Regions from separate parts of the Homo sapiens genome. Here region 2 is linked to region 1. Evidence: chromatin contacts called from ENCODE Hi-C data. All regions are on one chromosome and are shown on one strand. The core of a region is the stretch at or near the end of the contact, and the rest is flanking DNA. Distances in the headings are between cores, read along the strand shown.

The links. Hi-C counts contacts between places; a loop is a spot of excess contacts on that map. Pooled maps may share reads with other maps.
Region 2: a pooled map shows a loop between it and region 1 (7-fold over the local background). The contact joins two enhancer-like sites. A Hi-C loop is called at or near these places in 2 of 37 single-sample maps with no recorded cell type and 2 of 50 pooled maps.

Annotation. Positions count from the first base shown.
Region 1 is chr5:5,747,446-5,754,529 of GRCh38, forward strand. No RefSeq gene overlaps it. Among named protein-coding and RNA genes, the nearest start is that of ICE1, 330 kb to the left of the region's middle. RefSeq lists enhancers at 5,276-5,335, 5,486-5,625. Within about 2 kb of position 4,251, at least 3 of the 41 ENCODE cell types and tissues checked have a DNase peak (open chromatin) inside an H3K27ac peak, as active enhancers do.
Region 2 is chr5:7,792,082-7,799,165 of GRCh38, forward strand. The region is part of intron 20 of ADCY2 (adenylate cyclase 2); the gene reads left to right. Among named protein-coding and RNA genes, the nearest start is that of CFAP90, 56 kb to the right of the region's middle. RefSeq lists enhancers at 2,198-2,357, 2,608-2,707. Within about 2 kb of position 2,399, at least 2 of the 41 ENCODE cell types and tissues checked have a DNase peak (open chromatin) inside an H3K27ac peak, as active enhancers do.

The DNA of each region.
Region 1 (7,084 bases), core at 3,001-5,500:
ACCCCATGTATTGTGTAAATATGAATGAGAAATGTCTTATTTTTCAAATCTTCAGAATCTGAAATTTCTAGATGCTACCTATTCCCTTTAATTCTGCTTGAAACTCTGTAGTTCTTTTATGAAATCAAACCCCCCTTAAAGAACTTTGTCAAATAGAATAATAACAATAAACTCATACTACCACAATCTGACTTATAACCTCTTTGTCCAGTGCCACCAGGTCAGTCCATTAGAAAATTTTCTGACTTTAGATTATCAGAGATAATAATTTGACCAAATATTTTGCCATTGCATAACATAAATAACCATTTTTTTCAGTCTCCAATATCATTTAGCTATTGCTTGCCACCCTGCCAGTGCCATGTAATTTCTGTATTTGTTAGGGCAGCACCCCATTTCTGATACCAATTTTTATATTAGGGAAGTTTTACTGTAACAATGCTGCATAACACACTTTCCCAAAATCTCATTGAATTTCAGTAACAACATCAGTTTGTCTTTCATGGGTCTCTGAGTTGCTAGGACAATTTACCTCTGGTTGAAGTCAGATTCAAATCTGCTGTAATCCCTATGACTTAGTCACACATAATTAGAATATTTGGGGGACTGTTATATTTTAAGTCTTTAATAGCAGTTTACTCTGGGTTTATAAAATAATGTGCATTTTATGTGCAGAAGGAAATTACCACAGTTGTATAAGGGGCTCTTAACTGAAATTATATTTGAGTTGGTGGCACTTGTTATCTGAAACACGGGGATTGAAATCAAAGCTGGCATGGAAGTTTTCTCTGTTTTTGGTGGTGACTTTCACTGAGTCATGCTTTCAGCCTCCCAAGTGCATTGGCATGTGTTATCTCACTGCAGAATAACAATTTTATAAAGAGAGACTTAGATGATTTCACCAGTGAAGGAGATGAGAACCAGTGTTTAGGTGACTTGGCCATGGTCAAAAGCTTGAAGGTGGTATAGGTACAACTTGATCCAACCAAATCTCACATGCATCTGTGCTCTCTCCTCTCTCCACACCTTTTTTCATGGAGGACAACTTGGAGAGGACTTGCTCTTACTGAGGTGACAGAGGAAGGGCAGGAAGCAGTCTTCTGAAAGTTTCTAGTGTATAATAACCATATTTCTTAAACAGCTGAATCTGCATGAGAACAATTCTAGCTAAGAGACAAGGATACTTTGATTCCATTGGGCTATTATTGAGTACTGTACCCTGTAGTTCTGCGTCTGCAATCCTGTGGTTGACATATGTGTGTATAAGATGAGGTATCATCTAGCCACACAAGCTTACATTAATGTTAGTTATCAGAAAAATTTTCCAGGAAAAACAGCCAATGTCTCATGAGTGCCAAATTACTTCAGGGAGGGCCTTATATTTCCAAATTAAATTATTTCAGCAAAGTTTATGCATAAATTCCAAGCATGCAGAGATTATTTAGGAGATGGTTGCTATGGTAGAAAGCAGTGAACATCCTAATATAGAGATAATCACAGTTCATTTTAAGTTATTCCAAAATGTAAATCTTTGTGAAAAGTTGCTGCCAAAATATCTTACTTGCTGAATAGTTTGATATCTGAAGATAGGCCATTCTACTGGAAATTGATATTTGTAATCCTTAGAGAAATTTAATCCAAAATGTTTAAACTCAGCATATTTTCTGAGATCTAACTGTATTGATTTTTAAAGATCTGGATTGCTTGTTTAAATGTTTTATAATGGTTTGTCATATACATAGATGAAATTTTTAAACACAGTTCTTTAAAGAAGGGCAATTATGTTGTTTACAGTTTGTTTTAATGTTATAAACCCTATAAAATGTCTTGGCTTCCATGAGTTTTGTAAAAATTCTTCCCCAGTACTCCCTCATTATTTTAAAATAGAAGTGCTGCGATGATTTTTTTTTTCAAATTTTGAGATACAGGGGAATTGAGAAGACTCTGAGAAGCTAGAATATGAGGTCATACCCACTCACTGGGCTGAGGTAGACACTGTAGGAAAGCCCACAGCGACAAGATTCAGGAGGAAGCCTAGGTTAGCCTAGTGAATTCACCTGCGTGACTTAATAAGTATTTATCACATGATGAAGAATACACTGAGACTATAGGAATTAAGTAAGGTAGCAGCATCCCGTGGAGTCAGAGGCTGACAGGAAACAGGGACTACAGTTTTCCCAAGCTGAGGCAGTGTCTGACCTCACTGTTAGGTGTTAGAGGAATGAGTGCTGGCTCCCAAGCTCAGAATTTAAAGACATGATTTTTGACCCTGGGGGTATTTCAGAAATAAAAGCCTAGATCCAGGAACTCAGATATAAAGATTTAAGTACATGGTGTCAAATAAGAACAAACCTGGAACTAGATAAAGAAAGACTTTTTATCCAAAGGGACTGTTTCAATGAAGGGAGGGGAACTACTGATGTAGGGAGTGTGCTCTGGCCATAACATGTGCACTTGTCTCAGAGGTCAGCAGAAAAGACTCTTCTTTTATAGAAAGAAGTGAATTAGGCTAGAAAGAGCTGGCTTTAGGAGAGTAGGTGGTGTGATGGCACAATCCATCAGGGAGTGTTTTTCTCTAACTGATTCCTGAGAGAGGTGGTTAAGGAGAGATTGTCTGCTGGTTCAGATGGAGGATAAATTGAAGTATAGAGACCTTGGAGAAGGAGAGAAGTTTGGTGGATCAGGTATTTTCCTCAGATTGGTGAGTGAGTGCAAAGAGTTCAGCTCATTATTTAAGAGGCAAGGAATGGGAATTTGAAGGATCTGTGTCTGTTTTTTCCGTAGGTATACAGGGGAGCAACTGTGAGTCTTGTATACGTTACACAGAGAAGAGTGATTCTTTGCAATAAACTGTTTCCCAGGACAAAAGAGGGTGGGAGGGTTTCTTCAATTATCACTATTGTTCAGGATCACAAGGCTCAGGTAAAATTCAACATTGTCAAGGGAACAAAGGACCTAGAACCCTCATGCTAGTCCAAGCTGCAAGTATAATTCAATACTGAATCCTCACATGCAGGACCTAACTCTCATCCTACTTAAAATCATGACTGATCAGACAAACTCAAGTTGCATGAACTGGTCCTAGGGGTGGGAGAGGAATGGTGCACAGATGAAGAGGCAGGTAGGGTCAGACCCGAAGCAACGGGTGTGCTAGTCCCACTCTGTTGGGTCACCGAATCCCTCTTACAATACGGGTTTCATTGCAGAGCTTTCTGTAGATGAGTTTCTTGTATTGTTGCATAACAAGATCTTAAACCAGAAGGTGAAAAATCAGTTGTGACTGCAATAATGACTGCATTGCAAATCCAAGTAACTTTCATTACACAAATCTAAACTAATTCTGAATTTTCCGAAAGCAGAAGACTACGTTTTGTTATTTTACATTGGGAAAATTGTAATGTCCCCAGCCCGACAGAAATGCCCACTGATTCCTCCCAATATCATTAAAAAACATTTAAACTTATAAAGGAAAATTTGCAAAACATTTGTGCACGTTATAAAATGATCTTCAAGCCATCTACATAATTATTTAACAATTAATGAACTATTTGAGGCTTTGCTTGCAAAATACAATATCAGATAAAAATTATGTTTTGCTTTACACTGAAGGAACATACTGCTGCACCATGTAGATAAATCATAAGATAGTGTGTTAGTACTGTGCAATGGGTGCAGATAGCATTCACCAAGATAAGAAAAAAAGGCACCTCACATGATGTTATCCTACTGCTTGAAGAGTTCCTTGAGTGGGGCTGAGTATCGAAGTGGAGGAGATGGTCACAGGTATTTGCGTGGGGAGAAAGGCAGCAGGACTGAAAGGGCAGATCTGAGGGTTATTCATGTGCAAATCCAAAGATTTGCAGACTTTTAAAGTGTAGACAGAGGAAGAGGTTGAACAGAACTCAAAGATATACTCTAGTGATAAGAGTTTATGGTTCTTATTATAACCATAAACTCTTGTTTATGGTTGTGCCTGGAATTACCTTTTTTGAACGGGATGCTTCAATTTGTATTATGAATAATTATGCTATCTGCATGAACTAAATCTTTTAATTGATATACTTAATCCTTTAATGGATTTTTCTAGGCAGCGGTTAATTTTAATATTTAGTTAAGAAATTATCAGTCTTCTGTGGGTTAACTGTTTTTTTTTCTATCTCCTGGAAACTTTTATAAGTTTCTTTCTACCCCTGATATTCTTCAGTTTCATTATGACGTAACTAGATACAGACTTTGAAAGTTTACCCTGTTGCACATACACCCAGGAAACACCTGTGAAGTTATGTCTCTTTTTACTTCAGGGATATTCTAAGCCACTATCTCTTCAAATGTTGCCTGTTCACCATTCCATCTAACTCCAACTCCAGGTGAATGTCGGAGCTTCTCAATTTATCCTTACTCTTTTACGATCATTTTTATGTTTTCTTTGTTCTAAATTTCTCTGTAATTCAGGTTGAGTACTCTGGTGCTGTCTTTTGTTACAGGTATTTAGACAAGCATGAGCAGGCCAGGAAAGGGCCCTCCCTCATCCACTAGGAATGTCAGGTGATGGTTCGACAATGATCACTTTGCCTCTCTAAAAGTGATAAATTGTCAGCGTGTGCCAGGGAGAGGCCATTTACTGATACCCCACAGCTGTTGCAGTAAAGTGTTCATTGAATGCAGGCGCCTGGGAGAAGTAACTTCCTGGGCATGTGCATGAAGAGACAAAATGGCGGAGTATGACCCACTCGGGGCACTCCACAGGAAAAGGGAAGAAAGCCTCAGACCGGCATGTGCACAGCTTCTTAAACACACTGCCTGTGCTCACTTCCCAAGGCTAAGGAGGACACCGTGCATCTGGGAAATAATGCCCCCCCTGAGGGAAGAATCATGGGAAAGGGGCAAGCCTACAAAGTCCTGGGGTCAAGGTTAAACACTGCACCTGACCTCAGTGCCCACTTGGGACTCTTCCAAGCGTACTTTGTTTTCTTCCCTGTTCTAAAGCCTTTTTAAATAAACTTCCACTCCTGCTCTGAAACTTGTCCCGGTCTCCTCTTCTGCCTTATGCCCCTCAGTTGAATTCTTTCTTTTGAGGAGGCAAGAACTAAGGTTGCTGCAGAGCTCTACAGACTCACCGCCGGTTACTTGGATACCTTCCACTGGTAACATACTTGGGGCCATGAGACTTGGATATTTGCCACCACAACATTTTAATTCCCTAACACCTTATTCTTATTACACATTAATTACCCTGTTGAAATTTATTTTTTTATACTTTCTAACTGGCTCTTTAAATAGTCTCTTTCTACTTGGTTTGTGTTCGCTTTCTGTTCTATTGCTCTTATTTTGTCTCTTTGGATGCCACTCTCTCTTTTGGAAGACTGCTCTCTCACTTGCACTTTCTTTGGGATGAATGCTTTCTTTAGTGAGTTTGTGGAGCTCAGACTTCCATCACTGGGACTGTCTTTCTTCACGTGCTTTGGAATTTTAGTTTCCAGGCTTGTCTCAAGTTGTTTCATGTGTATGTTCACCTGTGCTTAATTTTCCCCTCCCTGTCTGCACACAGATATAATAGCACCCACTTATTTGCAGTTTCACTTCTGTGTTTTCAGTTACCTTTGGTCTGTGAACCCAAAATAACTCAGTCATATCTCAGTCAATTTAGAAAGTTTATTTTGCCAAGGTTAAGGACGCACCAGTGACTCAGCCTCAGGAGGTCCTGATAACATGTGTCCAAGGTGTTTGGGGTACAGCTTGCTTTTATACATTTTAGGGAGACATAATACATCAATCAATACATGTAAGATTTACACTGATTTGATCTGGAAGGGCGGGACAACTCGAAGGTGGGAGGGGGGACTTCCAGGTCGTAGATAGATGTAAGCATATTTTAATTGGCAATTGGTTGAAAGAGTTATTATCAGTAGAACAGAATGTCTGGGTTAAGATAAGGGGTTGTGGAGACCAAGGTTTTATCATGCAGATGAAGCCTCCAGGTAGCAGGCTTCAGAGAGAATAGGTTGTACATGTTTCTTATCAGACTTAAAGTCTGTGTTGATGTTCATGCTGGAAGGGTAGAATGAGGTTAGGTCCAACCCCCTCTTCCATCATGGCCTGAACTAGATTTTCAGGTTAACTCTGGAATGCCCTTGGCCAAGAGGAGAGGTCCACTCAGATGATTGGGGGCCTTAAAGTTTTATTTTTTGTTTATAGGTCTACGGTGGCCCAGAAATATTAAATAAAAAATTCCAGAAATAAACAATCATAAGTTTTAAATTCTTTCTGAATAGCATGATGAAATCTCTCACCATCCTTCTCATCCTGCCCAGGACAAAAATCCTCCCTATGTCCAGTGGATCCACACTGTCTACACTCCCTGCCTGGTAGTCACATAGCAGCCATCTCAGTTATCAGATTGACTGTTGTGGTATCACAGTCCTTATATTCAAGTCACCCTTGTTTTACTTAAGAACGGCCCCAAAATGCAAAGGTAGTGATGCTGGCATATTATCATAATTGTTGTATTATTAGTTATTGCTGTTAACTCTTTCTGTGCCTAGTTTATAAATTAAACTTTACCATAGGTACATATATAAGAGAAAACATAGTACATAGAAGGTTTGGTGCAACCTGTGGTTTCAGTGTTCACTGGGGGCTTTGGGACACATCTTCCTTGGAGAAAGGAGACTACAGTGCTACTAAGGCTTCAGGGGCCCATTAAGGCCTAGTTCAGAACTCGGTTCATATCAGCTCTTCAGCCCTGTCGCTGCAGGGACACACGATGGTAAGTGAGCCTCACTGGTCCCTGCTCACAGAGGTCTCCTCCAGTCTATGCTGCTCAGCAGGAATGGGTCTCCCATCTGATTCTGAGGTCTGAGTCTTGACTCTACTAAACACAGTGTGTTTGGGTCCCATTTCTGCTTCACAGGAATGCGTATCCCATTTTAGTGAGGTTATGCTCTTGTAATACATTTTTGTAAATTCACTACTCGTCTTTACCTGAAGTAGAACAAGGAGAATCCCATGGGGAAGGCACCTGACTCAATGTGTTTTTCTGACCAATCACTTCCTTTCTTTGGTGCTTACAAGACATGCTTGAAAC
Region 2 (7,084 bases), core at 1,149-3,648, 2.0 Mb after region 1:
GGGAGCTGAGGCCGGGCGCGGTGGCTCACGCCTGTAATCTCATACTTTGGGAGGCCAAGGCGTTTGGATCACCTGAGGTCAGGAGTTCAAGACCAGCCTGGCCAACATGGAGAAACCCCGTCTCTACTAAAAATACAAAAAAAAAAAAAAAAAAAAAAAAAAAATTAGCTGGGCATGGTGGCGGGTGCCTGTAATCCCAGCTACTTGGGAGGTTGAGGCAGGAGAATTGCTTGAACCTGGAGGTGGAGGTTGCAGTGAGCCGAGCTCGTGCCATTGCACTCCAGCCTCAGCAACAAGAGCGAAACTCCATCTCTAAATAAATAAATAAACATTTTTAAAAGAATTTGGGAGCTGATAGGAGGGTCCCTTCCTAGACATGGGCTCAGAGGAAAGCTCTGGAGCTCGAGAAGCTCTGTGAAGGTCTGTGGGGAGCACAGAAGGTACCCTGGCCCCAGGGTTCAGCCTCACAGCCCTGCAGAGCCCTGTCTCATGTCCTGACAGCCTCCCTGGGCCAGACCTCCAGGAGTAGCAGGTTCTCTCTGCTCTTTCCTGTTTGCTTGGCTTATTCTAAGCAAGCATCAGAATACAGTTACCCTCCTTGGAAATAATAAGGAAAGGCAAGATGGGGAAGGAGAATAAAACCTAGAGCTACACAGTGCGGCCTCAAATCTTACTCCCAACATTGTCTGTTCCTGTGAACGTGAGCTGGTTACTTCCCTGTCCGAGCCTCGCCGTCCTCATCCATAAAAGAAGAAGCATGGTGCCTTGCCTTCCAGTTGCTGGAGGCAGGCTGAGGGACATCTGCATGGTGCCTTCGCACTGCAGTCCTCCAGGTGAGGCGGGCATTTCACAGAGGCGTGCACGGGACCCACATCCACACAGGTGGGATACGCATGAGAGGGAAGACAGCAGCAAAGTGCGGGTCTTGGCAGCTCACAGTGACTCCTCCACTTCCCCTGTGGCCCTGCTGTGTACCAGGGACCTTCATGCCACTGCACAACCCTCTGGTGCTCCTGAGGGTGACGTGACATTTTCCTCCAAGTTTCCTAAGGAGTGCTGCTGTTGGGTTAAAGACACACAGTGTCAGCTGGGTGCGGTGGCTCAGGCCTGTAATCTCAGCACTTTGGGAGGCCAAGGCAAGCGGATCATGAGGTCAGGAGTTCAAGACCAGTCTGGCCAACATAGTGAAACCCTGTATCTACTAAAAATACAAAAACAAGTTAGCCGGGCATGGTGGTATGTGCCTGTAATCCCAGCTAGTAAGGAGACTGAGGCAGGAGAATCGCACCAACCCAGGAGGCAGAAATTGCAGCGAGCCGAGATCGTGCCTTTGCACTCCAGCATGGGCAACAGTACGAGACACCATCTCAACAACAACAACAAAAAAGACACACAGTGTCTCCTGTAGCATTCACCACCCTGCGAGCTCCATGGTGTAAAGCCGAGTAGTGGGGCAGGCAGCATGGCCTAACAGGAGCCCGGAGTGGGGACTCGGGACCTGGGGTGAGCCCTGGTTTTGGCACTGCCTCACTGCAAGGGCAGCTCGGAAACTTTCCAGGAGCAAAGCAGGAATGGGAACATTTAGATGAAGCCAGCTCTGGGCTTTGTTTCTGTATTTGTCAAATAAAGAAGGTGAACCCCTTGGGGGTGTCATCACAGCCACTGTAGCCCTGTGTGTACATAGGGACCTGTCTTTAAGCATTGATATAAATCCCCCTGCAGATGATCAGTGCCTGTTCACCAAGCTTCCAGTTGCAACACCTGAAGATGGTTCCTTCCTTCATTCGGGAAACACGGGGTCCTCAAATCTACACCTGACTGGGGGCAGCCTACAGCCCTATAGGAGAATGAAAGAGCTTGGTTTCAGAGCTCTTCAGACTTGGACCAGCATGGATGGCTCCACGTTCCATAACAGGCATGCCAAGGGTGTTTGGATGACGCTCAAGGCCAGTGATTCCTGCCTGGTAGGCTTGCAGTCTCGCTGCTGACCTGACATGTTCTCTGGAAGGGAGAAGAGTGGACACTGAACCTTAAATCAGAGCATCATCATTCCCACTGTGATGCTGGGAAATGAAATGATCGTGTCATTCTGCTCAGCTGGCGGGCTGCAGGGTTCTCTGTACTTAATCACACAATGCAGATCTTCCCTTGGCTGTAACATTTCAAATGTTACTACCAATTTCTGTCTAATAGGGTGAGCAATGGGGGTGATGGCTACTCTAGCAGCCATTGTAAGACTTGGGGACTAAACTATTAAAAGGAGCCCCCAATCCCCACCACAATCAGAGCAGACCTATGCCGTCTCCTCAAGGACCCTGTACTCCCCCAGGGGAGGTTTGCTAGCCAGTTGCGGGAACAGTGAGTGTGGGGAGATTCTGGAGGCTTCAGTCCCCATGGGAACAGCACTGCATGCAAAACAGAGCCCACACAAAGGGCCTGAGCAAGAAAGAGAGGCACCAACCCCCTGCCAAAAGTTCTCAGAGTTCCCACAGTGAGTCTCAGAAAGGGAGAGTTTTGTTTGTTTCTGAAAACACATAATGAGGGTGTTATAAGAAGAGCCACCTGCGTGCATAAAGCATAGCAAAGTCGTGCCCCTCCCTTCTGTGGAATGTCTCCTGTGGCCATCGGACCCTGCTGCCCTAAAGTAGCCTCCTCACTGGACAGAAGAATCTATTTCCTTGACCTAATGATGTAATATTAACCTTGCAATCCCAGGCCAGGTGGGGCTAATATTGTGTGGCCTTGCACAGCTGAATGATAACGGTGCCCATGCTGTTTAAGAGTGTAGCTATCATCAAGGTTTCTGTCCCCTCTACAGTGTCAGGACCAAATACTGACATCCTGCCTGAGCTCTTTTCCTCCCTAAGGTTTCCCCAAGCAGAAGCCCTACCCCTTACTGAAACTGCATGGCAGAGTGTGGCTGATGCTGGGACCAAAGAAGTCCCTGCAGACAAGAGCAGTGCTTCTGAAAGTGAAGCACCTGCTAAACAAGCTATTACTGGTCCCCACACAAGCCTTCCTTGACCTCCTGGGCCCTGAGAGGTGACTGAGAGCAAAGCATCTGTCCCAGCCCTGGCACCTCTTGGCTATGGGGCCTCAGAGTCCTCTCAGAGACCATTACCAATTTTTGAAGCAATAATTTAGATGAAGCTCTTAGAACTGTGCATGGCATGTAGTAAATACTGTTAGCTATCTTTTAAGCAAATATCCCAGATTCATGCAAAACTTGAGAATCACTGCCCCTGGGAATTGATCAAAAGCTTTCAGAAAGGGCTCCTGCCCAACATTTTTAGAGCCTGAATAAAGTGGAAAACAAAACCCAATGTAATCACTTCGCTCCTGTTCCTGGCATTGGATAAAAAGCACTGTGGGCAGTGCCTGCCTTCCCAGCCCCCTCTCAGCAGGGTGGGCCAAGCCCTGGTGCTGAGTGCTCAGTGCCTCTGAATGCAGAGGCCCCGGGGGAGGCTTCTGGGGCATGGGGTGGATGGGAGCAGGCCCTCAGCCCCTTTGTGTGGGTTGCCCCGGCATCCACCACACTAATCCATTTCCACTAAACTCTTGGTGATACTGCTCTGTGAGTCTTCTGGAAATAATACAGGAAAACAAGACTTTGGCAAAAGCAAGTATAGCTATACTTTACCAATATTGCCGGTTTGGTTCCAGACCTCTGCAATAAAGTGAATATCACTATCAAGCGAGTCACAAATTTTTGCTTTCCCAGCACATGTGAAGATTGTTTACACTATACTGTATGTTTTAAGTATTCAATAGCATGATGTGTAAAAAAAAATGTACATACCTTAACTTTAAAATACTGTATTGCAAAAAATGCTGACATGGATACACAAAATGAGCACATGCTGTTGGGAAAATGGTGCCATTAGACTTGGTCAAGGGAGGGTGGCAGCAAACATTCACTTTGTGAAAGATGCAATATCTGTGCACTGCAATAAAGCAAGACGCAATACAACAAGGTCTACCTATAAGCCAAAAAAAAAAGGACTTGAAGTCATGTTTTATTTCCCTGCCTGGGATCAGCTTATACCTGCATCCTTTCTGACTTAACTAGTGAAATACTTCATGCATAAACAGGATGGGGGCTGCTTCCCTGCAGAATCACTGCCCTGAGGATGAACGACTTCCTGGGACCAAAACTGACAGGTCAGGACTCTGGGAGAGACCAGGGAGGCAGTTCCATTCCTCTCTGTGGCACAACCTGTGGTTGCTGATGACTTTTTGAGTCCAGGGCAGGGCGTCTTTGGATAGCCTCCACTCCATGGCTTCTGGAACAATGCTTGGAAAATGGCACAGCTTATGCCAAGACCTGCATTAACACAGATCATGTCATTTTTGCTCTCCTACCCACTGCATCAATGCACAAAAGGAAATTAATTTCCCTTCAGAAATAGGGAGTCAAGAATGATGTAATCGCTGTAACAATCAATTCTGAAAAGGTTTTATTTCAATGAAGAAGTGCTCATAGGCCTATGCTCGGGCTCATGGGCATAGGGCTGGCTGTTTGTGTCTACACTGGCTTTGCAGTGCCTCTTCCTTCTCCTGGGCACTTGTGTTACTTAAAACTTCCTGAAGCTTCTCCATCAGCTGTTAACTGTCATGGCCAGATTCAGCCCACACAACCCTCAGGCTCATCAGGAGAGTTCTGTGCACCCAGATGGGAGCCTTCTCTGTTTCGGAAGCCTGTTCTCCCCACCTCTGTGTGTGGCAGGAACATTTCTGAAAAGCCCCTTCAATGGGCATCAAAGCCAGCTCTCATCACTTGGGGAGAAGACTGCATTTTGTCACCAAATCGACCCCGTGCCAAGTCCCCGGGTGGTAGAGGATTGTGAGCCAGACATCCTCATTCGGAGAGAGCCAATGCCTGATCAAAACAAGCCACATGAGCCACGGATGCCACCACAGAAATTTGGGAAATGCCCCTCGTGTGCAAACAGCACCTCCCTTTCTGCTGGTGAGAACCCTCCCAGTGACGACCAGGCAGATCACTCAACAGTGCTAAGCTTTAAGCTCTATGCCCATGCGTCCTCTGCAGGAGGGTCAGGCTAGCATGCCCTTGGGGTTTCAATAGACGCTTCTGTGCTTTCTAGTCATTTGACTCCCCTGAGTAAATTAGGCATTAACTGACAGTTGGGGACACCAGGTGCTTAATGGTTCCCACATAGATCAACTCGGGAAACGTGGACGATCCAAAGCCTCTATGCAGCCCAAGTCAGTGAGACAAAGCACCAGTCTGGTCTGGGAGGTGGGAGACCTGAGCGCCGGTGGCAGCTTTGAATGTTTTCTAGAACACTCCAACCCCCATGCCCACCTGGATGGAGAGCCCCAGACGCCTCCACACCTGGGCCCACGGCACCAACTGCACTTTATTATGTTTTCTGGATTTTCTCTGTCTCTCCAACTAGACTTCATGCTCCCTAAGGGCAGGGCTTGTGTTCTTTTCCTCTGTGTCCCTAACATCTGGTATGAAGTCTGGCACACAGCAGGCCCTTTGATAGGGCACGTGTGTGTGTAACAGGGCGTCAGAGGGAATTTCAGCCTGCGACACTAAGAGACGCTTGCTCTCTTATTCCAAAGGAGGCATTAAACAGTGTGCAGAGCTTACAAACGCCTTCCTTGACCTGCAGGGAGCTTATGAATTGGCCAGAAGACTAGAGGTTGAAAGAGGGTTTGGGTAGAATGTAGTGGGGATGAGCCCCCTCCTAGAGGGGAAGGTGGGGATCCCCCCTCACTTCCAGCCTGTGAACAGGCCAGAACTGCTCAGCCTGGGAGCACCCCATGACTTGAGTCTCTGAGTGGTCCTGGGAAGCATCTCCAACTGGGGGACACCAATAGCAGGCAGGTTCTGATACTTGGAAACACTGAATGCAGGTGCTGATGGGGCATCTGGGCACACAGGGTGGGGAGCTGTGGTTTGGGACATGGCTGGACTGTCAGTTGTTTGGACAGCAAAGGGTGCTCAGTGTTGCCCAAGGATCAAGCAAGAAAAAGAGAATTGGTGTAGGGTTATTTTAGATCCAATGTTACAAAGCTGCCTGGGTGACGGGGGGAAGGCAGTGGGAGGTGAAGGCACCTCCACAGAGAAAGCCCGGACCTGAGAGGGTAGTGAGGAGCAGGAGGGATGTGCATGGCCTCCATCATAGAAGACTCAGGTTTGAGGGGATGTCCAGGGATGGGCGAAATGGCAGGGAGTCTTCCAAAAACCCATGAAAACATCCACAGGAGGAAAGCCAGGTTTGAGTATTCAGGGAGCAGGATGCAGCTAATAGGAAGCTGTCCTGCCTCGCAGCCTCTTCCTCCTTCCCCTCTTCTCCATTCTGGATGGTTTGGAAAACCCAGCTAGCAAGTTAGGAAGAGTGGAGGAGTGGTGGAGAGAGAGTAGAAACCAACTGATCCCCCTTCTCCACTTGCAAAAGGCCCACACTGGGGAAGGGCACAAGCCACAGGTACAACGAGGGCAAGAGTTTTGACTATTTCTTTTTTTTTTCTTTTTTTTTTTTTGAGACGGAGTCTTGCTCTGTCACCCAGGCTGGAGTGCAGTGGCACGATCTCGGCTCACTGCAAGCTCTACCTCCCGGGTTCACGCCATTCTCCTGCCTCAGCCTCCCGAGAAGCTGGGACTACAGGCCCCCACCACCGTGCCTGGCTAATTTTTTGTATTTTTAGTAGAGACGGGGTTTCACCATGGTCTCAATCTCCTGACCTCCTGATCTGCCTACCTCGGCCTCCCAAAGTGCTGGGATTACAGGCGTGAGCCAACGCGCCCTGCCAAGTTTTGACTATTTCTTGGACTGGGGCCTCTAATTATGGATGAGAGGACCTTGCATTACACACAGTGACATGCAGGGCCACAGGGTAGTCCCGAGTGTTCGTCCAAGATGGGGAAGATCTAGCCACACTCCAAAAACTGAAAGGGGTAGTGGCCACAGAAACGCAGTTGCTTTGTGATTATTTTTTCATGCCTTGAGCTTGTTCAACAGAATGGTTACATGTGAATGAATGTTGAGGAGACGTCTAAACTCACTTTCAATTCTAAAGCTCAGTAATACTTTTGGGTAGCCATATGCTG